Linked DNA regions of Homo sapiens: region 1 is linked to region 2. Evidence: chromatin loops called from intact Hi-C (ENCODE). Cell type or tissue: dorsolateral prefrontal cortex. All regions are shown on one strand. Each heading gives the region's core, and the rest is flanking DNA. Links, peaks and the distances in the headings are about the cores only. Region 1 overlaps SUCO (SUN domain containing ossification factor). Region 2 overlaps SUCO (SUN domain containing ossification factor).

Region 1 (17,871 bases), core at 5,781-13,780, 59 kb before region 2:
CCAAGAAAGGTATTAGGCAAGTTTAAAAACAGTTATCACTACTAAAAGTGCTCAATAAGTTATAACTTAAACATCACAACAATAAATGGTCAATTCTCTCCCTTTCAAAAAGAAACATGTTCCACTTTCATTCATTACTGTACAATCATACTAAGAAATCATTTTATTCAAATACAGTTGCTGCCAATTATTTTTTAAAGACAAAAAAAAAGACAGAGACATCGACATCACATATGTATTACCTCTGCACATTTGTAGCCAATACAAAGCAAACATCAAGGAATAATAATCTCTTTAGACTTAACCAATTAGATTAAGCTTGACAAACTCACTAACTGGATCTGTGCATATGTATGCAGGCAGTGATTATATCATGAGACTTGTACTAATTGGCCAAACCTTCAAATTTTATATTCATACTAATAAAAACAGTGAAAGTTTGGAGGATTAGTGTTTATTGTGTATGTTTAAAATGTAAGCTAAAGAAAACCTTCACAAATGGTTAAGTGTGTTTAAAAGGTGAATTTGTCAAAAATTTGTCTGCATATATCAGTTGTTTGCAAAAAAAGATCCTGTAGGGATTTTTCCTCATTGAGTTAGTAACTAAGTAAGAAGTAATCCAGTCTGAATAAGTGAAAATAACAAGAGCATCACCATCTACCTAACAGAACAGACTTAAAAATTCCATTAAGTGTTCATTTCCAGTGAGTTTGCTAAACAAAGATCCAGTTGGCAAGTTTTTAGGATCTTTAGACTGTCTGATCCACACTCCTGAGCTTCAGGCACAGACCCCCTCAAAGCATTGTAGTGTTTGCAGCTTCAAAAACCTAACAAAGTTATAAAAGAAATCAAATAACAGAAAAAGTTATCCCTCCTCTTCCAGTGGCATTATAAATAGACAAAAGGCACATAAATATGGGAAGGTGCAAGAAATAGGAACAAAGCTAAAGGAAGAGGTTTAGGCTTTCATTCCTATCCCACCTAAGGAACTGGGCTTCCAAATTACTTTTGTCCCAGTAATTAATCTTGTGAAAAAACATCTTTATAAAATGTCTACCATTGTCCTTATAGGAAGTGATCAGCTTTGTAAAACTGTAGCTCATTAACCAAGATTGACACAATCCCATCTACTTTTTAAAAAGGTAGAAACCATAATTTCTGAATGCCTTTCCCATTAATATTTTCTCCCTCCCCCAAACCCTTCAAATACTACAGACTGTTCTTCAAAGAACAACAACAAAAAAGTCTTCTGTATGAAAAGTTCAATTAATTTTAGATATGTCCCGAGACTGCTGTAACACCAAATGTTCCCACGGTGATCTCTTTGTTTCCTTTGATTATGTCATGCAGGCTCGGCAATGATCCCGACTTAGTCTGTATTAGAGTTTTTATCAATTTTCCTTGGTCTTGGACTTTAGATCGTCTTCGTTTTAAAGCCCTCTTCTCAGTTTTTGTCTTTTGAGACTGTCCATTGCACAGACTTGTGCAAGCTGAAATGCCACAAAAATAGGACTCTTCTGACTGTGATGAAGTTTCTGAGCTTCCTTCAGATGGAGGACCTTTATAAGAAGAGTGATAAACTTCTCCCATATTAGAAAAATCTCTCTGGTTCGTAAAGGGCTTTCTTCCTTTTATGTCGCCATTGGCTATGGGGTGCAATGGTTCTTCAGGCTTTATGGTCTCAATTTTTTCAATTTTGTACTTGCAGCGCTTCTTCTACAACACAAGTAAAAGAAAAGTTAGTAATGATACTTCCCATAGTAACCTTATCAAACACCTAGAGAGCTGAGCTAATAGAGAAGTGCCACCTCCTGGTGAAAAGTAAAACAGTATTATAAACAGCACAGAACACATACATTGTTATGTTCTATATAGATACTAGCATCATCTTCCCATTTTGTAAATACTACTGAATCAAAACTCTTTAAATTGCTTACCTGCTACCTATGAATATAGGTTTAGGGAGTGATACTAATATCTGAATACCTACTAACTGCCAGAGAGCATACAGGTTGCTTTCATGTATTATGGCAGCTATTAACCCTGAAAGGTCGGTATTTTATCCTTGATTCTTAAATGAGAAAAGCAAGGTTCAGATGTTTGGTTCTTTGCCCAAGTTACAATGTAGTAAGCAGCCGGGTTGAGAATGAATCTTAGGCTATTTGCCTACAAAGCCCAAGTTCTTTCACCTAGATGAAATTACAACTAAAATTAGTATAACTTAATTTGAAAGGCAAAATGAAAAAGCAAAGACTTTGAAGCCAAAAAATCCTAAGTACATTCTGAGTTGCTGTTTTTTTATTAAAAAAAAAAATGAGGATAACATCATCTTCAGGTTGTGGTGAGGATTAGAGGAACGGTGCATGCTCTGTGCTTGGCATGCATTCGGTAATAAATAATGACAATCATCCAAGGATCAACAAATTTTTTTTGTGAAGGGTCAGACAGTAAATATTTTAGGCTTTGCAGGTCACACATTTTCTCTCTTGCATGCTGTTCTGTTTTATCACTCTTTAAAAATGAGAAAACCTATCTGGCTCATGGCCCATATGGCCTGTGGGTCACAGCTTGCTGACCCCTGTTAATATTTATTTACAACATTATCATGATAGAAAATAAACATTCAGTTAAGGACTACTTAAAGGTAATTACCTTAAACCTTTCAACCTCTTTTCTTCATTTATTATCACAAAACATAGCAATAAACTTAAAAAGAAATAAACAATTACCTTCTTTTCTGGAGAAAACTTGAGGGGTTCTACAATGTACAAATCATTTGGGTCTACTGTAAGTAAAAAAAAAAAAAAGCAGATGTAAAATGTAAAGTGGATTTGGTGGATTTGCTATAATTAAACACTAAAATAAGACAAATCATTCATTCCTTATTATCCTCTAGTAATAGAACCAATGAATTTGTATCAGGTTAACTATATATTTATGCATTTTAAATTAGTAAGCAAAAAGAGGCAAGGTGGAAGATGATATGATTCCTATGCTTGACTGGTCGTCTTCAAATAACTATACTTCCTTAAGTTGTTAACTAGTAGCTGGTTATCAACCAATACAATAACGATCTTTCTTTGGGCCCAGCCTCACTCTTTTACCTGATAAGAAAAGAAACATTCCTGGGTAAGCTCACACCAAACCTACAGATCATTTGAATACTTCCCTAAAAGACTAGCCTCTAAACTGTGTCACAAAGGTAGATTAACAATGTGCAACAAGTAGTCGTGACCGTGTTTGGAAGCCAGTTAGAGAAATAAACACAAAAAGAGATCCAAGATATTTTTCTCTGTTTATTACTATGATCAAAACTATGAAATCCCAATCTAAAAACAGCTTGAACATGCAATATATATCACTAAGCAATAATGAATGAACACTTCTGGCATAGTGAGTAAATTAGATTTATTAGTTTTAGCCCAAAGTTTCTAAGGTTTCATTACTCTAAGCAGCTTCAAGATATATCCCAACCCCACCCCCACACTGACAAAATAGACACACATTTTTAAAAGGCTATGAGACTTTAGTCCTATTCAATCCACTAAAAATAAACAATTTAAGGTCTGACAGAGACAAAAGCTTACACATAGTAAATTCACTACAGAAGCTCTACACATTTGGGAAATTTATTAATACAATTCAACCAATTATAATTTTTTACATTATATTTCAGAGATTTATTGAGAAAGTCATCAAATATATGAAAATATCAAAACATCCCTCTAAACAGTCATTTCTACCAGATTACTAATCTTAATTTACTTTCTTTAATAATGATGTCTATTTCTAGAAACAGTTATGTTATTCAGATCAACCTCTACAATGAAAGCAACTAAGTAATGATAGTTTGTTTTTTTTAAAAAAAATCACTAAAAGCATTGAAAAGCTGCCAAGAAAGTAATCCCTAGGCTAAAACTGAAAGAAAAGTGGGAACCCGGACAGTCAAGTAGAAGACAAAAGTCATTTTTGCCCTGAAAACATTTGCCAACACAAGAATATATGAACTTTGGTTCTGATGGTATCATAAGGGAATGGATCAGAAATCAGGTCCTAGGGCCCACCCAAAGTTTAGTGTAATAAGATACCATCTCCCTGTGTACAGTAAACTGAGACTCCAAAGGACTATATTCTCAGGTAAAGAATGAAGCCATGCATGAACTTGCAGTCCAAATTATCATCACCTGGTGGCCCAACAAACCACAAGTCATGAATGTAAGGTATTACATGAATGTAACACACACACAAATTCCCTCTCAAATAAGAACCTATATTCTAGGCCTCAAATTATCCCTACAAATAACTTTTCAAAGAGAAAAAGTAGCACACAAAGACACAACATACCCTGAGTAAGAGCTTACAAAGACAATGAACAGACTCACAAAAATTTAAGATATTAGATTTATCAAACACAAACTATAAAGATAATTATGCTTAATATGTCTAGAAAATAAGCTTGAAAATATCTGCAGGAAACATATAACAAGGAAAATACAGACCTGGATTTTTAAAAAATACAAAAAGAACTCCTGGAAATGGAAAAAATAACTGAAATTGAAAACCCAATGAATAAATTTGCAACAGTAAGACTGCTGGCCTGGAAACACATCAGAAGATATCATCCAAAATACAGCATAAAAAGTCAAAAAGGTGGAATGTTTACAAGACAGGGAAGATATACGGAGAAGTAATATGTTTAATTAAATATGAGAATCTAAAAGAGACTGGGGCACAGGGAATATCTGGGAGGAAAAAATAATGGTTGAGAATTTCTCAATAACAAGTAAAAGAAACCTACAAATCCAGAGCTCCAAAGAGCCTCACGAATCTCAAAATGATAAAGAAAAAGAAGAGGAGAATATTTCAGTTTTAACTAATGACAAATGAAAGCTCTGAAGAATAAAAACATTAGTAAACGTGGGGTAAATTTAAATGAACATTAAGTGTAAAAAGAAATACCTTGTTGAGTTAAAATTAAGCAGAAAGAATAGAATTAAAATATACAAGAACAGTAACATAAATAAGGCTTGGGACAAATAAGAGTTTTAAGATCTATGTATTGTTAAGGAGAAGATACAAGTATTGATGAACTTGAGACTTTGGCAAACATTAATACTTCTGACTTCTAGGGTAACTAGTAAAAGAACAGAACCAGTACACAACTTCCAACATAATGGCAGTAAAAGGGAATATTTACTTCCTCCCCAATAAAAAATCTTAATGAAAGCATGGAAGGGGAAAAAAAAAAAAAATTAAAAGGGATACCCCTGCCCATCTAATTTTTATAAACCTTACATACCAAAATCCAACATGAGAAAATATTACATGCCAATCTTATTCATATAGATGCAAAATTTCTAAATAATTATCTAACAAAATTATGTAGAAATAATATATACAATACAAAATTCACACACGTATATCATGAGCAACTGGTATTAAAAATGCAATATAAGTTTAACATTAGAAAATCTAATATAATTCATGTTTGTAACATTAAAAATGGAAATAAAATATAATATAAAAAAATTTATAGAATACCTATGACAATAGGTAACACATAATGACAAAATACAGAATAAAAAATCCACAAAACATCTATGACAAATACAATCTTAGCAATAAAACACTGTAAGCTTTCCCTTTGGAACAAGACAAAGATGCCTGTCAATCACTTTTATTTAACATTGCTGAAAATGCAAGCTAACACAGTTAAGAAAGCAAAGGAAATAAAAGCTATAAGGACTGCAAAGGAAAAAACAAAACTGTCTTTGTTCTCAGTATACGTACCTGTATTCACTGAAAATCCAAAATAATCTGCAAGTGAACTAGTAAAACGACACTGCTTATATAGAAAGTTCACCCTAAAATTCACATAAAATCTCAAGTGACCTCAAATAAGGAAAATAATTTTAAAAAGAATGAAGTTAGATAACTCACACTTCCAGATTTCAAAACACATTACAAAGGTATAGTAATCAAAGTGGTAGAGTACTGGCATAAACACAGACAAATACACCAATGGCACAAAATAAAGAACACAGAGATAAGCCCTCATGTACGTGGTCAACTCATTTTTAAGAAGGGTGCAAAGACCACTCAATGGGAAAAGGACAGTCTCTTCAACAAATGGTGCTGGAAAAACTGAATATTCACATTCCAAAGAATGAAACTGGACCCTTATCTTATACTATATACAAAAATCAACACAAAATAGATTAAAGACATAAATCTATAAAAGTCTTGGAAGAAAACAGGGGAAAAGCTTCATGACCTTGAACTTGATAATGATTTCTTGGATATGACCCAAAAGTACAGGCAACAAAAACACAATAGACAAATGGGACTTCGTTGAACTTAAAAACTGTACATCCAAGGACACAATCAAAACAGTGAAAAAGCAACCTAAAGGATGAAAGAAAATATTTGCAAATCATATTATCTAATGGGGGTTATAATCCATAACGGAGGTTATAAAGAATTCCCTGAACTTAAAAACAAAAAACTCAAACAATCCAACTAAAAAATGAGCAAAGAGATATCTGTATACCCCTGAACAGCACTACTCAAACAACAGCCAAGAGGGGAAGCAATCCAAATGTCCACTTACAGATGAATGGATAAAGGAAATGAGGTACATAAATAAAATGGATGGAATATTATTTCACCCTTTAATAGGAAAAAATTCTGTCACATGCTATAATGTAGATGAACCTTGAGGACATTATGTTGAGTGAAATAAGCCAATCACAGAAAGACAAATACTGTATGAATCCACTTATATGGGGTATCTGAAGTAGTTGAATTCATAGAAACAGAAAATAGAATAGTGGTTGCCAGGGACTGAGAGAGGGAGAAAAGGGGAATTGGTTAATGGACACAGAGTTCAGGTTTGCAAGACGAAAACATTCGGAAGATCTGTTTCACAACAATGTAACTATACTTACTACTAATGAACTGTGCACTTAAAAACTGTTAAAATGATAAATTTTATGTGCTTTTTATCACAATAAGAAAAAGACATGGTCTCTCCCACAGAGCTTAGAAGTGAAAATAAGGCAAGTAAAAATAGGTAAAATCAAAGCATACTATGATAAATGCCATAACAACAAGAACTTATCAAACAACAGAAGAAATAAATGAATTAACTATTGGTAGAATCAGGACTAAAGTCAGTCTCCTACCTACTCTACTCAACTTTCTTTACTGGTAAAGATACACCAAGATGACACTGTTGTTTAAAATAGAAGTAATTCTATTATCAGGTGCAAAAAGCTACTCTGTTTGGCCCTAAAAAATTGGATAAAGAGAAGAGAAATAGTAAGATAGTCACGATTTCACTTAAGACTAGAAATGCTGAGAAGCAAAAATCTAACGTATTTCCTAATTGCATGGGTATACCTCAAATAAGGAATGTTTAGAATATGAAGTAACTGTAACTCTCATACGCAGCTGATAGAAGGGCAAATTCATAAAACAGTGTGGAAAATTGTATGACAGTATTTACTAAAGCTGAACACACACATACCCTATGATTCACCAATCCCATTTCCAGTGTATACCCAACAGAAATGCACAGGTGTTTACCAAAAGTATGTAACAACCTCAAAATGAAAATAATCTAAATGTAAATGAATAATGTACAGTATACCTATATAATGGAATACTATAAGGAACGAAAATAAACAAATGCCTATAGTCAATGGCATGGTGAATCTCACAATGGTTACACATCAAAATACTGGCTACTCTGGGAAAGGATGGGCAGTGACTAAAAGAGCACAAGGAAGTTTTTGAGGTGCTCATGTTCTACTTCTTAATTTAGGTGTTATTTGCACAGCTGTATTGTTTGTGAAAATTCATTACGTTTTACACATAATTATACTTAAATTAAAAATTTCACTTATAAAAAGACATATCAACCAAAAGAAAAAGAAAAAAGCAAGGAGGAAGAAGAGATTTACTAGCTTTAAGTAAACACATGTAATGGGTTAAGTCTGTAAAGCTTTGTGATAATAATAAAACAGTGAAGCCCAGGAATGATTACTTGAATAATTTAATCAATTGAAACATGCTACTCAGTTACTAAATCCTACAACCATCGATTATTAAGAAAGCACTCCTAAATAAAATATGTAATTAATTTAGTTATTTTAATATTAGTATGAAAACAAATTTCTAATTCTATTAATATGCATTAATTACAAGATACTGAAATAGGAAAATATCCACTCAGTACACATCCATTCATTTAAATGTAAGTATTTATTTAGTGTTAGACAATGGAACCTAATTATAGGTTCTGGAGCTAAAAAAAAGAGACCAGATTTTTGTTCAGAAAGTGCCTCATAGTCCTAAACTAGAGACAAAAGGGGTCCTACCTGTATAAGAAGAGGAGGCAGAAAAGCACAGGATGCTATGGGAGCACATTCAGGTTTTCCATATCTGTTGAACTTTCTCAAACATCCCTTTCTAAAAAGAAATACTTCTAAACAGGAGCATGTGCAAACAAAGCTACCAACTGCTAATTAAACTAAGCCCCCCTCCCTACCCTCTGGGCTTTTAGGAACAAAGACAGATATAAAATGTGAAAATGATAAAGTGGCTTGACACAGCACAAAGACAAAGGCTACTTGTATCCATTTTTTGTTGCAGATGGTCATGAACACAACACTGACATTATATTTATGCCAGAAGCTAGTTTCATGTTTATATATACATATTATATATCCACAGAAATCTACCTTCTTTGCCAGTTAACTGTAGAGACTTGGATCTCATGAGTGGGAATGAAGTTCTTCTTTTCAAATTCATATCATCATAGGAAGAGAAACACCTAACACATTAGGAAAAATACATATTGGTTACAACGAGTAAAGCACATATAATTTACTCTTTTGTTGAGGCTACACAGAGGTTATTGAGAACTGTACATACCACACGGGACTAACTCTAACACTCCAGTTATTGCTAATACAGGTGGAAAAAAAAATTTAGAGATCTTTGTCTAAAAGGTACTGTATTAAAATAGTATTCTCTTCTTCCTTTGAATTCCACATTTAAGCATCTTTCTCAACCAAATATTTCAGGGGTTTCATGCACTTACTATTAGTGTTTTCTCTATTATAGTCTACAGAGCCAGGTTAGGCATAGGACCATCTTACTATCGAATGATGTTTTTAATGTTTTGGTTTCAAGATAATCATATAGGGAAAGAAATTACCTCAGTCTCCCTTTATTTGCTTAAAATTTCTCAAAAATATACAAAGCATAGTAAAAAAAATAAAATTGTGAAATATAATGCTGATATTACCTTTTAGGGCTTGGATACTGATTACTTTTAGGAAGTTTTGAAATATAATCTCCATCAAATTGAGAAGTATTTCGACAACGCTGCATACAAAGCATCAGTCCCAAGACAACACAAAGAACCAAAGATATGACAAGATAGCTTTGTCGATCTGAAACCTGAGATGAGAAGAGGGTTAAATAATAATCATAGGAAATCATATTAGGAAAAATATAAGGGTATCTAAAATTCAAAGGACAAATCATTTTAAGTATTTTTTTAATGTGCTTCAAAGACCAGAAATGCAGGGCATGCTCTTTGAAAATAAACTATGACATTAAAGAAAAAAAATTCTTTGCAGCATTCCAATTCTTTCTATAGGAGTGAAACCTATGGAAGTTTTAGAAATAAAACAAGAAATATATTTACACCTTTATCTATCTCACCAATTGTTAACATTTTGTCACATTTTGTTTGTCTTTCCATTTACACTATCTCCTCCTCAAGGAGAAAAAATAATTGTGCTTTTACCCAGTCTTTCCCATCTTATAAAATGAACTATCAACCACCCAGTTACGTAAGCCCAAAACTTAGAGATCAACCTTAGTTCCTTAAGGCTTATCTTTCTACAACTTACAAATATTCTGAATTCAACAAGTTTACACTGTTCTCCACTTTTAGAATCCTACTCTAAGTCAATACCACCTCATTCAGGCTACTGCAATTACTTTTTTTTTTTTTTTTGAGACAGAGCCTTGCTCTGTTGCCCAGGCTGGAATGCAGTGGTGTGACCTTGGCTTATTGCAACCTCCACCTCCTGGGTTCAACTAATTCTCCTGCCTTGGCCTCCCAAGCTCCCAAGTTGCTGGGATTACAGGCACATGCCACCACACCGGCTAATTTTCTTGTATTCTTAGAAGAGACGGCGTTTCATCATGTTGGCGAGGCTGGTCTCCACCTCCTGACCTCGAGTGATCTGACCACCTGGGCCACCCAAAGCGCTGGGATTACAGGCAAAAGCCATCATGCCTGGCCTGCAATTACCTCTTAATTGGTTTCCTGTCTGCTTCTGCTCCTGCTGTTCCCCAACAGGCAGTTCTCCACAAAGCAACAAATGGAGAGCTTCTCAAAGTGCTAAGCATTAATGACATGACCCATATCACTTCTTAATACTTCTAATGATACAAAGATTCAAATAAAATTCAAACTCTAAATTGTCTACGAAGTCCTACATGACCAGGCCTCTGCCAATATCTTGAACCCATTTCTCAGCTTCACTTTTCTCACTCACTCTGCTCCAGCCATACCAGCTTTCTTTCTGCTGTCAAACACATTACACTGTTTCTACTCTCCAGTCCTTTGCCCTAGTTCTGCTAGAAACAGGTTTGTTATCATTCCAGGCAATGTGTGGCTGCTAACTCCTCTTGAGTACTTAGTTGTAATACCACCTCCTCAGATAAGCCTTCCAAGATCACTCTAACTAAAGCAGCATCCCTTACTGCTACCACCCTACACACACACACACACACACACACACACACACACATTTAATTTTCTTCATAGTACGTATCACTAGGAGAAATTATCATCTATTTATTTATTTACTAAATGTATTCTATCCCTCCCCCAGGACGTAAACCCTGTGAGGCCAGGGACTATTAACTACCGTATACCACAACCTAGGAGTGTACAGCTCGCACTTCACATACACTAGATGCTCAATAAAAAGTTTTTAAATCAATGAAATGTTTGCTTTGTTAAGCAACTTTATAGGCCTTTTTGAATTGAAAATGAAGTACGTGTTGCTACTATCAATGCTTACAAAAGGCCTGCTAGAAGTTTTATACCTATATTATAGGTATGGCCTAAATTATGAAAGCCATATTTTACAAAAGACTATGATAATATATTTTCAAAACTTAAAAATGCCATATTCTGGTTTTTGAAAAAGTTCACTACAAATGACAATTTTGTTTGGTCAAAGTTTTAGGTACCATGTTCATGTTAACAAGCCTGGCTTTATGACAACCTCTATACATGCATTGGGTCTCGCAATACCAGCAATAACAATTACCTCCCGTTTCAATTCTGCTACTGTTGCTGATAAATTTGAAACAAGCTGTGTCATGTTGGTCAGCTGTGCCTGTAGCAACTGGATGGCTTCAGTTTGCCGCTGATCCTATGATAAAGGAATTTATTTTTTTTTGAATATTAACTACAAACTATTAACATTATAAATTGAAGTCAAATAATCTAAAAAAAACCATTAAGTTATTCCAAAACAAATGTATTAATAGGAATCTCAATGAGTAAGTAAACTTTGAACAGAAATTTTAGAAATAAACAAAACACGAAGTATCTGGGACCGTGTCTAACCCTCCCCAACAAGAATTATTATTTATTTATTTTTGTCACCCACTGCTACAATGTGAAATACTGTATAACAGAATTTGGTAAATTACTTTTCAAATTAACATGTGTTCCATATATATAAACTAGCATATAACCAGAAATATTTAAGAAGTCAGTGTTTTTAAAGCAAAGCAGTTGGCGCAAAGACAAATTGAAAATTTTCTGAAGAATTTTTTTGGTTATAAAGTAGGCCCAAAACCAAGTTTTAAAAATTTCCTTCATAGCATATTATATTGGAACTTAGGATGGTACATAGTGAAATATCCATAATTGTTCATCCAACCAATGCTAAAATATCACCAATGAAAGAAATGCATCAAAAATGCCTATCTTTCCATCTGTTTTAGGCAGCACTGAATTTTAGAAACTTTTATAATCAACAAAGATGTCTTATTTATAATATAGTTTGTATGCATACTTTAGGGAATTCTACATCACAATCATAGTTATGACCCTGTATTAGGGAGACTTTAACTGAAAATTTCAACTTTTATTTTTTTTTGAGACGGAGTCTCGCTCTGTCGCCCAGGCTGGAGTGCAGTGGCGCAATCTCAGCTCACTGCAAGCTCCGCCTCCCGGGTTCATGCCATTCTCCTGCCTCAGCCTCCCGAGTAGCTGGGACTACAGGTGCCCGCCACTATGCCCGGCTAATTATTTGTATTTTTAGTAGAGACGGGGTTTCACCGTGTTAGCCAGGATGGTCGAAAATTTGAACTTTTAATAAAGTTAGGGAGGAGGAAACGAGGGCAGGAAGAAGTCAAGGAAATCTAAAACTCTTTTAGGACCTTATATGAAATATCTACATAGCTATTTATTATTCTAGACCTAAGTTTTTCATATTTTGATTCAAAAACTTTTTTAAAAAGCTGTGTACCTGTGTGTGGAGAGGGGGGGTGTATAAAACTGTAACAAAATATTTCACTTACTTCCCTTACTGTGATCCACTATGGTACTTTCTATCCTACTTCATCTTTCCAAAATGCTAAATGTGACTTTTTAAATTGTTTCTTTTGAATCCTGACTTACATTTGACTCTGATGAATTCAAGACAGTTATAAACATTTAAAGGACAAGCTATTAAAGTTAGTAAGTTGATTAACACTTCTAATCAGGATTAACTTCCAATACTATTAATATACAACATTGTTGAAAAGTACTCACATAAGTCTTTGAGACACAAGACATAGATGCTACATATCAGCAAAGAGAAAATACAGAGGAAGGGGCTTTCGTATTCAAACTAATGAAAGCTAAATAACACACTGCGTTCATGAGTCAGAAGCCTTAATATTAAGATGACATTATGCAAATTAATCTATAAATTCATCAACACAATCTCAATCAAGATTCAATTTTGGTAGAGATTAACAAGCTGAGCCTAAAATCCACACAGAAACGCAAAAAACTACTACAGCCAAAACAATCTTGTAAAAGAATAAAATTGGAGGACTTAACATTAGCTGACTAAAAATGTTAATATAAAGCTACAACAAACATAACATTGTGTTATTACCTTAAAGATAGACAAGCAGATCAATAGAACAAAAGCCCAGAAACAGACCCACATATATATGGTTAACTGATTTTTATCAAATATACAAAGGAAATTCTGTGGAGAAAGGACGCTCATTCCAACGAATGATTCTAGAACAAATGGATGTCTATATGCTTTGCTCTTCTAACCCTGACTTTCCAAAAAGAACTTTGATCCATACCCTGTAACACATCAAAGTTAACTCAAAATGAATCATGGGCCTAATATAAAACTAAACTATTAAGCTTCTAGAAAAAACAAAGGAAAAAATCTTTGTGATTTTGCGTTAGGCAAATATTTCATAGAGCAAAGAGAAAACTGATATATTGGGCTTCAACAAATCAAAAACTTCTGCTCTTCAAACCACACTGTAAAGAGAATAAGAAAACAAGTAATGGATTGGGAGAAAATATTTGCAAAGTGTATCTCCAATTTATAACGTGCCATGAATAGGAAAGTAAGATGCACCTAACAAAACTCCGCAGTATAAGGCCTCCTCACTTCACCATCCCCGAGACCCAAATAACCTTTTAGAAAAGTGTAAAATTTCTTTATTATGTGACAACACACATATCACACTAGAGGTGCAATACTAGAATAGTTCCCTTAAAATCAGCAAGATAGGGGAACGGTCATAATTACCAGTCCTATTGTATCACTATATGGCTCTAGCCAAGAGATAGGGGGAAAAAAAAGGTATGACGATCAAAAAGAAGAAACAAAGCCGTTCTTACTTGCAGTCAATAAGATTATCTACATTAAAAAAAATACAAACAAAAATATTTTAGAGTTTAACAAAGTTGCAGGAAAGTCCTCTATGTTTCTATTTAACACACACACACAATGTACTATGAATAATGCTAAAGAAAACTTTCTTGGAAGGTTCCAAGATGGCCGAATAGGAACAGCTCCAGTCTACAGCCCCCAGCATCAGCGACGCAGAAGACGGGTGATTTCTGCATTACCAACTGAGGTACTGGGTTCATCTCAGTGGGGCTTGTTGGACAGTGGGTGCAGCCCATGGAGTGTGAGCCAAAGCAGGGCGGGGCACCGCCACACCCGGGAAGTGCAAGGGTGAGGGAATTCCCTTTCCTAGCCAAGGGAAGCTGTGACAGATGGTACCTGGAAAATTGAGACGCTCCCACCCTAACACTGTGCTTTTCCAATGGTCTTAGCAAATGGCACACCAGGAGATTATATCCCGTGCATGGCTCGGAGGGTCCCATGCCCACGGAGCCTCGCTCACTGCTATCACAGCAGTCTGAGATTGAACTGCAAGGCAGCAGTGAGGCTAGGGGAGGGGCATCTGCCATTGCTGAGGCTTGAGTAGGTAAACAAAGCAGCCAGGAAGCTCGAACTGGGTGGAGCCCAGCGCAGCTCAAGGAGGCCTGCCTGCCTCTGTAGACTCCGTCTCTGGGGGCAGGGCATAGCTGAACAAAAGGCAGCAGAAATTTCTGCAGACTTAAACGTCCCCGTCTGACAGCTTTGAAGAGAGTAGTGGTTCTCCAAGCATGGAGTTTGAGATCTGAGAATGAACAGACTGCCTCCTCAAGTGGGTCCCTGACCCCCGTGTAGCCTAACTGGGAGGCACCTCGCAGTAGGGGCCAACTGACACCTCATATGGGGCCGGGTGCCCCTCTGAGACAAAGCTTTCAGAGGAAGGATCAGGCAGCAACATTTGCCATTCTGCAATATTGGCTGTTCTGCAGCCTCCACTGGTGATACCCAGGCAAACAGGGTTTGGAGTGGACCTCCAGCAAACTCCAGCAGACCTGCAGCTGAGGGTCCTGACTGTGAGAAGGAAAACTACCAAACAGGAAGGACATTCCACCAAAACCCCATCTGTACGTTACCATCATCAAAGACCAAAGGAAGATAAAACCACAAAGATGGGGAGAAACCAGAGCAGAAAAGCTGAAAATTCTAAAAATGAGAGCGCCTCTTCTCCTCCAAAGGAATGCAGCTCCTCGCCAGCAACAGAACAAAGCTGGATGGAGAATGACTTTGACAAGTACACAGAAGTAGGCTTCAGACAACTGGTAATAACAAACTTCTCTGAGCTAAAGGAAGATGTTCAAACCCATCACAAAGAAGCTAAAAATCTTGAAAAAAGATTAGACGAATGGCTAACTAGAATAAACAGCATAGAGAATACCTTAATTGATCTGATGGAGCTGAAAACCATGGCACGAGAACTACGTGACTCATGCACAAGCTTCAGTAGACAATTCGATCAAGTGGAGGAAAGGGTATCAGTGATTGAAGATCAAATGAACGAAATGAAGCGAGAAGAGAAGTTTAGAGAAAAAAAGAGTAAAAACAAATGAACAAGGACTCCAAGAAATATGGGACTATGTGAAAAGACCAAATCTACATTTGAATGGTGTACCTGAAAGTGACGGGGAAAATGGAACCAAGTTGGAAAACATGCTGCAGGGTATTATCCACGAGAACTTCCCCAACCTAGCAAGGCAGGCCAACATTCAAATTCAGGAAATACACAGAACGCCACAAAGATACTCCTCGAGAAGAGCAACTCCAAGACACATAATTGTCAGATTCACCAAAGTTGAAATGAAGGAAAAAATATTAAGGGCAGCCAGAGAGAAAGGTCGGGTTACCCACAAAGGGAAGCCCATCAGACTAACAGTGGATCTCTTGGCAGAAACTCTACAAGTCAGAAGAGAGTGGGGGCCAATATTCAACATTCTTAAAGAAAGGAATTTTCAACCCAGAACTTCATATCCAGCCAAACTAAGCTTCATAAGTGAAGGAGAAACAAACTGCTTTACAGACAAGCAAACGTGAGATTTTGTCACCACCAGGCCTGCCTTACAAGAGCTCCTGAAGGAAGCACGAAAAGTGGAAAGGAACGATTGGTACCAGCCACTGCAAAAACATGCCAAATTGTAAAGACCATCAAGGCTAGGAAGAAACTGCATGAACTAACGAGCAAAATAACCAGCTAACATCATAATGACAGGATCACATTCACATATAACAATATTAACCTTAAATGTAAATGGGCTAAAAGCTCCAATTAAAAGACACAGACTGGCAAATTGGATAGTCAAGACCCATCAGTGTGCTGTATTTAGGAGACCCATCTCATGTGCAGAGACACACACAGGCTCAAAATAAAGGGATGGAGGAAGATCTACCAAACAAATGGAAAACAAAAAAAAGCAGGGGTTACAATCGTAGTCTCTGATAAAACAGACTTTAAACCAACAAAGATCAAAAGAGACAAAGAAGGCCATTACATAATGGTAAAGGGATCAATTCAACAAGAAGAGCTAACCATCCTAAATACATATATGCACCCAATACAGGAGCACCCAGATTCATGAAGCAAGTCCTTAGAGACCTACAATGTACAATGAGACTCAGACTCCCACACAATAATGGGAGACTTTAACACCCCACTGTCAACATTCGACAGATCAATAAGACAGAAAGTTAACAAAGATATCCAGGACTTGAACTCAGCTCTGCACTGAGCCAACTTAATAGACATCTACTGAACTCTCCACCCTAAATCAACAAAATATACATTCTTTTCGGCACCACAAAATTATTCCAAAATTGACCACATAGCTGGAGGTAAAGCACTCCTCAGCAAATGTAAAAGAACAGAAATTATAACAAACTGGCTCTCAGACCACAGTGCAATCGAATTAGAACTCAGGATTAAGAAACTCACTCAAAACTGCTCAACTACATGGAAACTGAACAATCTGCTCCTGAATGACTACTGGGTACATAACGAAATGAAGGCAGAAATAAAGATGTTCTTTGAAACCAATGAGAACAAAGACACAACATACCAGAATCTCTGGGACACATTTAAAGCAGTGTGTACAGGGAAATTTATAGCACTAAATGCCCACAAGAAAAAGTAAGAAAGATCTAAAATTGATACCCTAACATCACAATTAAAAGAACTAGAGAAGCAAGAGCAAACCATTCAAAAGCTAGCAGAAGGCAAGAAATAACTAAAATCAGAGCAGAACTGAAGGAGACAGAGACACAAAAAACCCTTCAAAAAAAAAAAATCAATAAATTCAGGAGCTGGTTTTTTGAAAAGATCAACAAAATTGATAGACCACTAGCAAGACTAATAAAGAAGAAAAGAGAGAAGAAAAAAATAGATGCAAAAAAATTGATAAAGGGGATATCACCACCAATCCCACAGAAATACAAACTACCATCAGAGAATACTATAAACACCTCTACGCAAATAAACTAGAAAATCCAGAAGAAATGGATAAATTCCTGGACACATACACCCTCCCAAGACTAAACCAGGAAGAAGTTGAATCTCTGAATAGACCAATAACAGGCTCTGAAATTGAGGCAATAATTAATAGCCTACCAACCAAAAAAAGTCCAGGACCAGACAGATTCACAGATGAATTTTACCAGAGGTACAAAGAGGAGCTGGTACCATTCCTTCTGAAACTGTCCCAATCAACAGAAAAAGAGGGAATCCTCCCTAACTCATTTTATGAGGCCAGCATCATTCTGATACCAAAGCCTGGCAGAGACACAACAAAACAAGAGAATTTTAGACCAATATCCCTGATGAACATTGATGCAAAAATCCTCAATAAAATACTGGCAAACCGAATCCAGC
Region 2 (15,719 bases), core at 4,173-12,172:
CAGATGAGTTTATATAATTGGAAAATTCAAAAGAATCACCTATTAAAAGAAGTCCCAGATATAAAAATTATATTCCCAAGTATAAAATTAAGAAGCAAATCAACACTCTCTCAAACCATAACAAGGACTCATTTATGATAGAAACAATAACGTGTCCAGATAGAAACTTGGCAAGAAATCTTCTAGTAAGTAGAACTGTTTGAAATTGCCAATATTTGACAATCCTTTTACTTGGAAAAAGTGTCAATTTCACAATTCAAAATAATATATAGGGGTAGTTTGAACTACATACTGAGGTGGTAAAAAGGGAGACTTTTTATATAACAAGCCAGAAATAGTCAAGAATATTCTTATATGAGGGGCTAGATCTATATGAAACTACAGTAATTACAGCAATATGATACTGAGATAACAGAGGCAAAGGAAACCCCCAGGGTGACTAGAAAGACAAATCCCAGGAAGATAGCTGTAAACAAGGAATAGAGGGCAATCAGCCTAGGTTAGTTTATCAGAAGCACCCAAATAACACCAGAAGAAATGGAATGCCTAGGTTTAAAAGACAGACTTTGGGGATTTAATCTTTTCTTAAACCTACTGCTTTCATTTTAGAAACTGTATTTCTATTTTTTTTTTTTTTCCCTGAAGGAAGGTTTTCAACTTGAATGTATGGTGACAAGTTTTTCTTGTTGTGGCAACCTACGATCTTTAATACTTCTAGGCATCCTGCCATTTTAAGGGTGTATGTTACAACTATGTGTCTAAAAAAATAATCGTTAAGTATTAGGGTAAAAGAGAAATCAATTCATTCTTACTAAAAAGAACAGCAGAGGGACTCAGGAAAAATTTTCCAAACAATATAGCAACTGAAGAGCCAAGGAAGATTTCATTAAGAAAGCAGAAAACATTCTTTATTGTGCCAAGGGAAATTTCATTACAGAAGAAAGCATTCTTTAATGTGAAAGTGATTGAGAAAAAAATACCTTTTAAAAATGATATCCAATGGCTTGCAATGACAGCTTTTTATATCTGCCTAATGCAGAATTACTGAACCAGCTATCTTTAACCATTGTTTTTTATCATACTATCAAATCTAGCAAAATAATGCAATAATGAATTCCAGAAAGACACATTAATGTGCAATAAAGAATATACTAATATGCAAATGAGCCAAGCCTAATAATTGCAAAGAAGGAGTCTGCAATTATTAGGCTTGGCTAATAAAACTAAACTGGAGTCTGTCACTTTCAAATGAATTGTTTTCCTCTGAGTTTTAATGAAGAAACTTTACAAGCATGTAAGATTACCCAGTAAGTACCAATTATTATGTTAGGAAACATTAGGGGTAATTTTCAACTCATTTAAAAATTTGAGTAAGTATATACAGTTTTAAGAAAATATGAAAACAACAAAGTAGCCATTTTAATTAACATAGAAACCAAACAAGATGGAAAACATTATGTTATTAAGACAGCGATTTATTATCTATGAGTAAAAAGAAGAAAGAATTACAAATATATATGCACCTAACAATGTAGAAAATATACTACAACCACTGGCAAAGCTACAGGTGGAAAGAGAATAAACAAAAAGTATGGTGGTCTATTTTAAATTACCTCACAAAATAACAGATTAAGTGGACAAAATGATATTTATATTCCATGTAAGAAGCTCAAAGATACAGAATTTTATACCACATATAAATTAAAACATTCTTCTCAAGGACACGTGGAACATTTCCCAAATACCGATAGTAAACTAAAGCCTCAAAAGAAGCCTCAAATTCCAAAAACTCAAGCTCTAAAAGATTATATTCTCCAACCATGCTGCAACAAAATTTGAAATAACAGAAAGACAGCTAACAATATCCCAAGCCTGGAAGCAAGAAATATGTAGCAAAATAATCCTTAGGTTAAAGAGGAAACAATATTATGAAATAATCAGCAGAAGACTACCAATCACAATTGGTGGGATGTAGATAAGACAATAGCAGGAAAACTATGCTTCTGAATACATTGAGACAAATGCTGAAAACAAAAGAGCTAATCAACTCAAAAAGATAAAAGAGAGTACAAATGCAAAGAAACAAGGAAGGATATATGGATAGGCATTGCTAAAATAGAGAACAAAAAACAGCAAAGAAAATTAAGAAAATCAAAAGTTGGTTCTTTGAAGAAAGTATTAGACAAACTTCTGGCAAAACCAATAAAGGGAAGATAGTAATGGGAATTAACACAATATGGAATAAAAAGAAAAAACAACCACAGAGGAAACATTTTTAAAATTATAAAATATTATAAACTATATATAACAATATATTTGAAAACAGGAGAAATGGATAAATTTCTAGAAACATTGCAAAACTGGCATAAGGAATGGAAAAAACTGATAATAGACTGATAAACTTGAATGGATCTATCAACTTCTCACACACAGGAGAAAATTCAAACCGTTTTTAAATTTTTTATTTGGAAATAATTTCAAATTTCAGAAGAGTAGGCAGCATAGTACAAAAAAAAATCTACAAATGCTTTAGCTGTATCAATCCATTGTTAATATTTTACTTAATTTGTTCCATTATTTGTCATTTGCCCATGCTCACTCATCCTTCCTCTCTCCCTCTGTTCCCTCTCTCCCAGTAACTTACCTCTAAAATACTGTGATATCTATTTCCACAGAATAGGGATATTCTCTTGCATAACTACAATACAGGTATCAACTTCAGTAAATGTTACATTGACACAAAAATTTACTGTCCACATTGCAATTTTGTCAATTAATCCAATGTCTTTTTTAGAATTCCTTTCTCCAGTACAGAATTAAATCTATGATCATGTCCTGCATTTGTCATGTCTATTCAGTATCATTTAACTTGGAACAGTTCTGGAGCTTTATTTTATGTGGCACTAACATTTTTGAAGGCTACAGTCCCCTTTCTTTTTAAATAATATGGTTCTTATGTGAGATTTGTCTGATGTATCATGATGACCAGATTCAGATTAGGTATTCTCAGTCAGAATCCTTCATTGTGTCTTTCTCAGGATATTATAATGATGTTGTGACTTTCTCAGGATATTGTATCGAAAAGCATATAATATCCGTTTCAGCAGTTGCAATTCTACTTTTAGGTACTTCTCAACAGCAATGAAAACTATGTCTACAAAAAGCCTTGTACAAGAATGTCCATAGTAGTTTTTACTCCTAATAGCGAAAACCTGGAAGCAGTCCAGATAACCACTAACAGAAGAATAAATAAACTGTAGTACATTCATACAGTGTACTACTACTCAGCAATAAAAAGGAACTAATTAATGACAAAGGAAACAAAATGGGTAAATCTCAGACATTACATTGAGTAAAAGAAGTCAAACACATGAGCTAATACTGTATAACTCCATTTAGATGATGTTCCAGAATTGGCAAAACTAATCCATGGTGACAGAAATCAGATCACTACTTGCCTCTGGGGGATTCACCAGAAAGGGACATGAGAGAACTTTCTAGGGTGATGAGAATATTCTATATCTTGAGGGGGTGTGAGTTACACAGGTGTATGCATGTGTCAAAACTGATCCAACTATACAGTTAAGATCTGTGCATTTCGCTGTACATAATTTATTTTGAGACAGGGTCCCACTCTATCACCCAGGCTGGGGTGCAGTGGTGCAATCTCAGCTCACTGCGGCCTCCCCCTTCCCGGGCTCAAGTGATCCTTCCACCTCAGCCTCCAGAATAGCTGGGACTACATGCAAGCACCAAAATGTCTGGCTAATTTTTGTATTTTTGGAAGAGATGGGGTTTTGCCATGTTGCCCAGGCTAGTCTCGAACTCCTGGGGTCAAGTGATCCACCCGCCTTGGCCTCCCAAAGTGCTGGGATTACAGGTGTGAGCCACTGTGCCTGGCCTATACAGGTTTTATTACTTGTTCAAGATCCTGTAATTAATAAGTGAGGGACCGGGGGTTAAAACTTGGATTTTTTTGACTCTGAAGCCTGCGCCTCTTAGCCACTACTACACGGCCTTCATATTTATCACTTGTTGCCACTACGAAAATCATGAAGTAGTTAATCAGAACTTCTCCTTTGTGATAGTTGTTTTATTTTTGTATTATGCTGTATCTAGCTTTGACCAGTATCACCAATTCTTGAGTGAATGTAACAGTGTTATCTTCTTACCTTTCTTTTCATTTATCTGTTGGCTAGAAAATATTAAACATGAAACGTAGCAATATGGAAAAATCCAACAATTTGGAGAGAGATCTAAGTTTGCAAGGTGAGTGATGGGCAACTTATGAGCTTCAGTTTCCTTATTTGTAAAAATTAGATTAATACTTTAATCCAAGAGTATGGACAAATTTAAGAGGAGATCAGGAGTCAGAGACCAGCCTGGGCAACAAGGCAAAACTCCGTCTCTACAAAACATACAAAAATTAGCCAGGCATGGTGGCGCACACCTCTGGTCCCAGCTACTCAGGAGGCTGAGGTGGAAGGAAAATCACCAGTTCCCAGGGAGGTCAAGGCTGCGGTGAGTGGTGATCATGCTGCTGTACTCCAGACTGGGGGACAGAGCAAGACCCTGCCAGGAAAGAAAGGAAAGGAAAGGAAAGGAAAGGAAGGAAGGAAGGACGGACGGACGGACAGAAGGACGGAAGGCAGGCAGGCCAGCCTATATGCCTCAACTCAGTATCAACATTGTAAAATTGACTTATTAGGAGGAACTGAAATAAATGTATATGCTATGCTTAGCCTGGCACAGAATATGTGCTGAAATGTCAGTTATTATCAGCCACTACCTTTTCTGTCTACTTTCACTTATCAAATTTCACAGTAGTTTATACTTGTAATCTCAATGTTTTCACCTTCTATTTAGTCCTCAGCCTGCTGAAATCTAGTTTCTGTCCTCATTGTACCACTGAGACTAGTATGGTGTGGCAGAAGTTAGCTTTTTTTGATTTCCCTGCTGCATGTGGTACCTCTGACTGCTGTTTTAACTTAAACCATCTCCTCTTTGACTTGTCAAATTACACACTTCTGCTTTTCATCTCACACTGACTCTTGTTTCTGAGTCTCCTTTGATATGCTGCTTCTGTTCACTATTTAAATTCTGATGCTCCAAGGGTTTGGTTCTGAAATCTTCCCTTTATATTCTACATAGGAGACTTACGTACTCTCATGGTTTTTAGTTGACAGCTACTGAAACTTTATCTTCAGCCCTTATCTTTTCCTAACTGGTCCATTCCTTAAAACCCTTCTGTGATACCCTACCTTAATGTTGAGGATAAACAAAGCTCATTTAAAAGTTGCATCTCTCTTCCTTCATATTCCAAGGTATCTCAAAAACATCTAAATCCAAAATTGAATACATTAGCTTCCTTTTCCAAATCTCTTCCTCCTATATCCTTGATCCCACCATCTGGTACTGCTATCTACCCAGTCCTCAAACTAGAAACCTGAAAAACACCTGTGACTACTCCTTTGCCTTCACCCTCCCTTGACCATCTTGTTTATTCTACTCTAAATTTCTTCAAATCATTTCTCAATCCCCATTCTGACTGCCTTAACTCAAGCCCTTATCTCTTACCTAGAGCAACCTCCTAACAGATCTCCCTAATTCCTAACTTGCTACGTCTGCAAATCAACCATTCACACCTCTGCCAAAAATCTAACAGTAAATTATCACACTACCATTCCCCTGCTTAAGACCTTTTACAGACTCCATTAACTACATGACAAAACTCAAGCTTCTCTCCACATGCTATTTAAAAATCTCTAAAATTCTACTAAGTCTTCAGCTTCATATTTCCTGTCACTCTCCCTGCCTTTCACTTTATGCTTCAGCGATACAGAGCTACCTGTAATAGTTCCTTGAACACAGACTGTGCTGTCTCATGTCTCTGGCTCATGCTGTTCCCTCTTTCAAGAATGTTCTGTACCTGCTCCCACTCCCACTATCTAAAACATAACTCAATACCTATAATTCTTCTCTCTTGGGGCAAGAAACTAATAAGGGTCTAAAACATTTTCCTGATTTCCACAATCTGGGGTTGGTGGGTGGCCCGCTCTAAATTCCCACAGCCCTTTGGCTATCTCTACCTGAGCACATACACACTGAAATGAAATTAACTGTTTATTTTTGTTTCTCACATAAGACTAAGCAACTCCAAGGCAGAGAATACACTGCCCTGTTGCCAGCATGATGATCTATTGAGCTCCTACTTTGAACTATGAATTAGAAAAGCTTTTTCAGAGCTTTAAAAAGAAGAATGAGAAAACACTTTGTGGTAAAAGAAATAACTAAACTAGGCAACAAAGAATTGCTTCTTAAACATAAATTCAAAGTTAATCCCTTGTACAGAAATATAGTGCCAGCCACTCAATTAGCGCAGTATGGTTAAAGTTATCAGTGAAAATTGTAGTTTTTGAATATTACTTCCTGGATATCTGAAAAAATTTACTGAAATCCTGTAAGTATTGAGAAACTTGTGGGAAATGGGTGAATAATGTGGAAGCCATTTTGGTCAAACACTGGTAATAAAACAAGACCAAAAGATCACCAGGCCTCTAGTGCCTTTGCTTAAGCAACCTAGTTTCTCTCCATCACAATGTTTTATTAAAAGACAGATATTCTTCTAAACCACGTATCAGTCTGGAGCTCTTTTAAGGTTGCTTCTCTTCTGCTTGGTCTATCTGCTAATAGGTAAGAGCATACTGGGCCTCTTTCTCCTTGCAGTTTTTATTCTATTTGGCTGCATCAACAGTCCATAGTCAAATCACGTGCAATTGTACAGCTTAGCTGAGAAAGTTCTATGTTCTAGTGCCTGTTTCTAATTAAACCTTTGCATTTCAGTAGTTCTGACTTTTAACTTCACTCTGATGTAGGATTGGGTCTTAAATTTTCTTAGCTTAATATTCCACATATCAAATTCTATTAGAAAATTGTTTCACTAAACTGGCCCATAATTTCATTGATCCAACATAGAGAAGCACTTAGTAAACAAATGTGATATGTTCTGTTTTTATATCCTACCATTATAACCTACCATTAGAAATTCAGCCAATACAATTTGTCCTCTAAGATGCTGGAAATAATCATGCCCTATACTTGATAATAATATATTTTCAGAAATTGGGTACAGTGTATTTAGCCTCTAAAACACAAGTGACAGTAGTTTTGTTACCTTAATTTTCAATTAGAGACTACAAAAATAGTCCTCAAATAAATTACTACCAGGCCAACAGATCAGTCATGCTCAAACAAAGTCTCTATTAGGAAAAGCAGAAAATAAAGCTACAACAGTAAGTGTGGGTCAGACTGCAGGCATTTAAAAATTATCAAGGTTTAAAGTTTTATCCTTCAAGGAGCCTTTGAAAGATATTTCATCAGGGGACTGACATAATCAAAGCTGCATGTAAGACAAATCCAGTGGCACTGTGTAAAATGGGTTGCAGCATACAAGTATGAAGCTACTCTACATGTTAACTTTTTTTTTTTTATGTACTCTTCTACATCTCCTGGCTACCAAACAAATGTGTGGAATTCATGCCTACCAGCTCTCCAAATATCTTCTATTATTCTCCACTCCCAAAAGCTATCAATCACTTCCCTCTTTTGAAAAGTTTCTCAGTTTTCAAGCTCTCCAAACTTATCTAAGACATTTTATATTGTTGACCACTTAAATGACTTCCTTAAATCTCTTTCCATCCATCCTTTCCAGTTTCCTCCTTTCTTTCAGAGCTTTACTATGCTTGGCACCTTTCTTTATTCTGTTTCAAAAGTCCAATGTTCTCTTTCAAAAATGATTCCCTCTATGACAGCGGTCCCCAACCTTTTGGCACCAGAGACCAGTTTCATGGAAGACTACTTTGCCATGGATGGGGTGGGGGGCCATTAGATTCTCATAAGGAGTACACAACCTAGATCCCTCGCGTGTGTGGTTCATAGTAGGGTTCATGCTCCTATGAGAATCTAATTCTGCTGCTAATCTGACAGGAGGTGGAGCTCAGGCAGTAATGCTCACTCACCTGCTGTTCACCTCCTGTTGTGAGGTCAGGGTCCTAACAGACCACGGAGCAGTACTGGTCCGCAGCCCAGGGGCTGGGGACCTCTGCTTTACGAGGATAACTCCAGCCAACTTTTTTTCTTTTTTTTTGAGACGGAGTTTCGCTCTTGTTGACCAGGCTGGAGTGCAATGGCACGATCTTGGTTCACCGCAACCTCCGTCTCCTAGGTTCAAGTGATTCTCCTGCCTCAGCCTCCCAAGTAGGTGGGATTACAGGCATGCGCTACCATGCCCGGCTAATTTTCTATTTTTTTTAGTAGAGACGGGGTTTCTCCATGTTGGTCAGGCTGGTCTCGAACTCCTGACCTCAGGTGATCCGCCTGCCTCGACCTCCCAAAGTGCTGGGATTACAGGCATAAGCCACCGTGCCTGGCACTCCAGGCCAAATTTTATCTGCATTCAAGTCTGCATTTTTAAGTGCCCATAAAATGTCTCCACTTGGATATTCCATTCACCTCCAACTAACAGCTCCTTCCCCTTCCAAGCCCTTTGCCAACTCTTCCACTTCTTTTTGACCACCACCAATTCTTCTAGTTGCCCAAGTTAAAACAAACAAGCAAACAAACAGAAAACAAACAAAAAATGCTTAACATTTCTTTTCTCATTGAACTTTATTTCACAGATTCATAATTTTAGGCCCTAGAATGTACTCTCAGTGACAGTGTGCTCCAAGAAAGCAGTTACTTTGTTTTGTCCACCAGAATCCTGTATAGGATACAGCACACTGAAGCCTAAGTAAATATCTCTTTGCATTGAGATGGACAACAGAAAGGGGATGTTGAACAGAGTTTGGTTAGAGGCAAACTAAAATCCAGTTATTTAGAATCCTAGCCTAATGCTGTTATCTGCTGCACTGCACTGCACTACTGCCAGCTTGCCAACCTTTCACAAAATTAAATCATTTACCTCCTCAAAAATCTCTATTTATTGTACCCTGTTCTTTATTTCTACTGCCAAGATGAAGTCCTTCTTATGACAAGCCTCAATTACTCCAAGGGCTTTTTAGCCCGGTCATCCCTTGGGATCCAGAAGGGGTTGGATCCAGGATCCGAAGATACCAAAATCTGAGAATGCTCCAGTCTCTTACATAAAATGGCATTTGCATATCACCTATGCATATCCTCCCATATAAATATCTAGAGGTGATTTAAAATATCTAGAGATGATTTAAAACATCTATGCATATCCTTCCATATAAGTATCTAGAGGTGATTTAAAATATCTAGAGGTGATTTAAAACATCTATGCATATCCTCCCATATAATATCTAGAGGTGATTTAAAACCTAACACTATGTAAATGCTATGTAAATAGCTGTTATACAACATTGTTTTTATTTGTATTTTTATTGTTGTATTGTTATTTTTATTGTTTTTAAAATATATTTTCAACCTGAGGTTGGTTGAATCTGTGGATGTGGAAAGCCAATTGTATTCACCCCTCTAAGTCTCCTTCCTCTAAAAACAAATCTAGCACAATTATGTCAAAATAATGTTCTCACAACACCACTTTTCTTGCTGAATCTTTATTATCTAATTCTTTGGACTGGTTTGCAAAATCTACCACAATCTCTGAAATCTCTCTCTTTCTCCTCAGGCTTTTCTGTTTACTACCACTCTTACCCATATCAACTAGATTATCTCTTCCATTCATAACTCTCTTTCTCCTTGACAATTAAGTGCCATCTACCCACTGCAAGCAGGCAGACAGACATACACATGCACACACAAAGAAATAGCCATTATTCATGTTATCAACACCAGTACATCTTATTTCAGCTCATGAAGCTCCTGTTTGCACAGAAGCAGAGTTTATAAACCACACATTTCCCTTAAACCCAAGTCAAGCCTTCCTTGAGAACTCTAGCCCTCATTTTCTCCTCTTAAGCACTTACTATGCAGTTCAGTTTTATGTGTTGTTTATTAACATTCAAATCAAGTATCTTAGAATGTTAGACATATAAAAAATAAACTGAGTTCACCTAATACAGTAATACAGACTTGAATGCATAAAAGAGTATCACAAACTTACTGACAAAATCTACAAGGTAAGAATCCTAGGTATGCGTATTTCTTTTAAAAGTTTCATGAACAATTCCAATGTCCATTCCTTCCTAGGCTAATACAGGCACCCACATTTTCAGATGAAAAAAACTGACACTTTGCCAGATAAAATTATTAACTAGAAAAAGTGAAGAAACTTGCCCAAGACCATCTACCAGCCAACTGGCAGCACAGCATACCGGTTAAGAGAACACAGGCTTAGAACCTGGCCTTCTTAGTTCTGGCTCTGTTGCTTCCTGGCTGTAAGAACTTGGGCAAGCTGTTAAGAACTTAACTTCTTTGTGCCCACCTTTCTTCATCTTTAAAATGGAGTGTCTGCCTTAAAACATCTATACAGAGAATAAAATAATTTAATGCATATTACACTGAATAGTATTTAGTACTTAGAAGAGAAATAATCACTCAATAAATGTTCATATTAACAATGAAAAGAAAGAACTACAACCAAGCTCTGACATAGTTTTATGCCTTTCACACTACACCACTATCTGTATTGTAACAAGCAGCTTATATACAGAGCTCAAGTCTCACAATTCTTCTGTATCCTTCATCACACCAAATACATTGTGAATAATCAAATAATATTTAAGTGGATTTATAAATTCCCATTTTTAACTCTGAAACCTAGGCCATCTTATTTCTACTCAACAAATTACCAAAGTAGCTAGAGTCAATGAATAACTCATACAGTAGTGCTTACTACGAGTGAGGCACTGTTCTTAGCCTTTACATGTTTTTTCTCCAGTAGATTACAAACGCTACATAATAATACAAAATTAGCTTAGTACCTATGAACCGTATTAATGTTACAGAATACTTTCTGATACAGCCAGGTGTCACTTTCATGTAAAATATAAAATAATTTTAACTAGCAATTAATTATAAAGTCCTAAAACCAAATCTTCTTTCAAAAAAACTTGCATTTATTAAACAAATTCATCCCAAAGGATTAACACTCTTATACTGCAAATATTCAAAAGCAATTTCCTATTCCCTTGTGACATGTACAATTTGACTTTTAAATTAGTCTAAAATATGGCCTTGAAAAACATAACATACAACTGGCACTAAAGTATAATCTAAAACATGTAGATAAGTTTCAAGAGATTTCATCTCTTTCCAGTTATGTATAAACTACTAAACAAAAGCATCACGTACATACAGGTGTTTCTATTTGAAGATGACTTGAGAATAATAAAGCACTTAAATTTTTATAAGTTTCCCTTTCATTATAAGCATAAGAATATTAATTATACATATTGATTCTTTTCTCCATTCAGACTGTTGAGAAAAGTGAAAGAGTGATGTACAAGTTCATGAACAAACGAAAAATGAAATAACCAATACTCAAAAGAGCTGATACCTTTTATTTTTTCCATTGCCTGTCAACCCTACTGCCTGCTTCCATTCCAGTATATCCTCAAATGTTTAATAACATAAAGGACCAACATGAAACACGTCATTTGCCGTCTTTTATTGGACACAGTGTTCAAGTGTTATGCAAAGATGTCACACACCTTCTTTCACAGACCTTTTCCTATTAAGTGGCTTCATCTAACTTGTCTGAAGGGATCTGACACTGTATGACCCGACACCTCTTATAAATAAAAATACCAGGTGCTTTCTTCAGAATATATATCCTAGAGCAAAGATAAACTTTTTTTCCTCAGTCTTTCACATTAAGTTCCACTAAAAAAATCATTTTTGTAAAGGTCATCTTTCATTGGTTTATTCAAGGAAAGAAAAAAAAGGCATCAAATGATTTGGAGAAGTGGGATTGTTTTATTATTTTATTTATTTCAAATATTATTCAGAAAAGAAATAGATTCCGTACCTTGAAAGTTTAGAGACAGAAGCAGAAACAAGCAAAAAAATTCCTCCAGATTTCCTGGGGAATTTTCAAAATGTTTTATCGATATGTTTCCAATATGCTCTATTCATCACCTCAAAAAAGAAAAAACAGCTTATATATTGTTCTAGTTTTTAAATTTTTTTCTGCTCACTTATGTATATTAATAGACCAGCAATCATGAGAGAAAAAGCAAAAGGGTACAGAAATGTAATCACAAACCAGGAAATAAACCTCTTAAACTGATAAAAACTGGTCTGACATACTCAGAAAAATTACTACTAAGGACAAAAAGGCCAACATCTTGATTTAGATATCAACTCTCTTCTAGTGGGACCACGACTTAGGACCTCGTGCCTCCAAAGTACGTCCCCTACATTCCACTTTACCCTCCACAGCAATCTAATTAAAAGATCCATGTGACCTCATGCTCCTGTTCTCCAGTTTAAACCACTTCACTTACTCATCCTCTGTCAGGTGGTTAGAATTAGAATTCATCTGCATGATAATCAAATCCTTTCAAAACCTAGCTCTAGCCTCCCTTCCCATCTCTCCTCACATACACTCACGCTCTAGATAACTGGGTAAGTGTTCTCTCTGCCTACAACAAAATTCGCTCATTGTGAACTATCCATCCTGCAGACCATTTTATGGATGAGAGCTGAGGTTCACAGAAGTAACTTGTCCAAAGACATACAGTTAGTGACAGAACCACAAGTAGGATATGAATTCTTCCTTTGCTGTTCCTAAAAACCTTTGTAAGTACCTGTTATATTTGCCAAATGTATGAGACTTGTTTAAATGTCAAGCTCTTCCCGAAAGTCTAAATATAAGCTTCTCCAAGATGATCCTTTGGGGTGAAGGAAGAATAGATTTGTTTAGTTTTAAAAAATAAGTTTTACTAAGATTAATGTAAGGATTCATACAGAAACCCAGGGAAAGAGTGGAAGTCCCACAAACAATGGGTTTTACTTACAGCACACCATGATTCACTGTGGTTTATGTTTCCCCAGTTAGGTAGACTTAGGAATTATTCAGTTTTAACTGAATTGACCCTCACAACATCGGGAAGCAGCTTTTAAAAAAATTACTGCAAAGAATTTAATAATGCAAGCACAGCCAACAAGAAAATGACAGGGCTGACTCCTAAGTAGTTGAAGCTATTCCTCTTCTATACTATGACATAAAATAATCTAGTAGGTCAATCACATAGCTCTCACTAAAAATTATTATTTTAATGAGAACAAAAGGTACCGTTAACAGAAATTATTATTTTTTTCTCATTTTTCTTAAATATCTAACTTGCATTAATTACATACACTAATATACTATTACTATATTGGCACATGTACATAACTTATAGACAATTAAGGTGGATGCACAAGGTTTTACTAATTAAGGGACACACTCAGAATATCCACTAATTATGTTTTTTTCCTCTTTAGGGTGATGCAGCTTTCCCAGTTTGCCCAGGACTGAGGGAGTATGGTATAGGGTATAGGCTGAATAATGCGCCCCCCTCAAAGATGTCTGCATCCTAATCCCTAAATATGTTACCTTACATAGTAAAAGAGATTTTGCAGATGTGATTAAATTAAGGATTATGAGATAGGGAGATTATCCTGGAATGTCTGGCTGGACCCAATGTAATCACAATAGTCCTTATAAGAGGAAGAGGCAGGAGGACCAGTCATTAGTAGACATAAGGACTGAAAAAAGGGTTGGAGTGCTGATGTGAGGAAGGGGCCACAGAATACAGGTGGCCTCTAGAAAAAGATTCTCCCCTCAGAGCCTCCAAAAAGAACGAGCCCAGTTGACATCTTAACTTTATTTAGCCCTGTGAGACATATCTTGGACTTCTCATCCACAGAATTGTAAGGTAATAAATGTGTGTTGTTCAAGCCACTAAATTTGTGTCAATTTGCTACAGCAGGCATAAGAAACTAATGCAGGGAATTCCTAGGTTATGCGACTTCCAGTGTTAAAACCAAGACAAGCTGGTGACCCTCTATCTTGGATTTTCGGTGCTCATAAAAACATCTGGCACAGTAGGTATGAGAACAAAATGTGGTTGAATAATGTTATGATGAAATATTTACATAATACGCTGTTACTGTGTTACAAAGATCTGTCATTTGTATTATTTCATCCTCCTAACAACCCTGTGAAGTATGAATGGATCAATTTCCCCATTCTGAGGATATAACAACTAAGGTTCAAAGAAGTTACATAACAAGTCAAAGAACACATATCTAGTAAATGATGGAGCCACATATATAAAATACAGGCCTCTGACCTATAAAGTACTCAGGAGCCTGTGCTGCCTAGGTTCAAATTTAAGCTCCGAAGCTTAACAGCTGCTTAAACTTAGCCAAGTTAACCTCTCTACTTCCTCACATGTAAAATGCAAAAGGAAGTTAATAATAATACCTATCTTATAGGGTTCTTATAAAGATTAAAGGTGTTATTGTCAAGTAAACATCATGTGTCTGACACACAGCTGTCAGCAAATATTAGCTATCATTGCTCTGTGCTGCAGCTATAGTGCATTTATGCCTAGAATACTCTATACTACTTGATCAAAAATTATAAACTATGCAAAAGGAAAAAACAGCAACAAAAATTAATAATGACATAGATGAAATGGTTTTTCTGTAAACATAATCTAAGGTTAGTACTCAAGGCTACAAGACAAAAGCAGAGGGGAGACATAATCAAGATCTACAAAATTATGATAGTAAACATAACACAGTAATATTGGTAGCATGAGAGGGGAAACCTCAGAAACTAGAATACTGTAGAACAGACATACAGCACTCAATGTACAAAACAGAAACGGATCACAAAATTTTGAGACAATTTGTGAATAACAAAAGAGACAAAAGTGGCTACTAAAAGGCACTCATCAACTCTTGCAAACGTTTTATCTAACCCTAGGACTTGTTGGTAGCCATTTCTGTTAAAGGGAATGAGGTTGTTGGGAAAAGAAATACCACACCAGATTGCAGCAAAAGTTAGAAATCCATTAAGTGCCATTAATTCCAACTTGGCACAAAAGCAGAGGCTTCAAAGAAAAAACATACCCTTTGCCAATCAGCACCAGGTACCACTCCTCTTCCCCAATCTCATTCATCATCATCACCCTTTAAAAAACCCTTTAAGCCTTAATGTCCTATTTTAATGCCTTTTAATCGTTTTGCTAAAGAATAATTAAAATGTCTCTAAATTTGGCAGTCTAAACAAATCTCAAAATATACTAACCCAATAGTTTCTTAAGCTAAAGTTTCTTAAAATGTTCACACTCTTAAACTCTCCACATCCATTTTCCTCACTAGGAGTTAAAAAACTTGACAGAAGTTTATTACTACTACTTTCAATACCAGGCCAACCGATTTGTTCCCTAACAGGGAAATTCATTAGCTCTTCACTAGAGCTAATGATTGAAGGTGAGAAAACATACTGAGGGTTAGCTTAATCAAAAGATAGCCAGAAATTCCCAAAAGAAATAGAAGCAGAGTTAACTTAAATTTACAAATGATTGTAAGAATCACATTCTATTGCTTGATTTCGTTTACACCATCCAATTAAAAAATTAAAAAAAGCCAGAGATACTGGTGTGTTTTTAAACTTGAATGAAAGTGTTCACCTTTTCCTTATTAGCCATTTCAGAAACTTTTGATGATGAATAACATGGTTTAAAGATGGGCAAGACCAAGAAGAAAGAGGAAAGAAAATACACAGTCTACAAATA

What was found. Peaks named below come from ENCODE experiments on the same cell type or tissue, not always from the same donor. Only the 100,000 strongest peaks of a DNase experiment are listed, where the experiment ranks them.
Region 1: it touches region 2 in a loop (3.0-fold over the local background); 7 of 110 quality-filtered maps call a loop at or near these places.

What each region holds. Positions count from the first base shown.
Region 1 is chr1:172,593,661-172,611,531 of GRCh38, reverse strand. It overlaps SUCO (SUN domain containing ossification factor), which reads right to left. Exons shown (of 24, transcript NM_014283.5): 20 at 11,364-11,468; 21 at 9,314-9,468; 22 at 8,745-8,836; 23 at 2,730-2,785; 24 at 1-1,716. The coding sequence ends at 1,273. Among named protein-coding and RNA genes, the nearest start is that of FASLG, 57 kb to the left of the region's middle. In dorsolateral prefrontal cortex, for the core only: no CTCF peak of the experiment used is centred there; no DNase peak of the experiment used is centred there; H3K27ac peaks cover 1,749 bases.
Region 2 is chr1:172,534,810-172,550,528 of GRCh38, reverse strand. All of the region lies in intron 1 of SUCO (SUN domain containing ossification factor), which reads right to left. Among named protein-coding and RNA genes, the nearest start is that of SUCO, 9.5 kb to the right of the region's middle. In dorsolateral prefrontal cortex, for the core only: no CTCF peak of the experiment used is centred there; no DNase peak of the experiment used is centred there.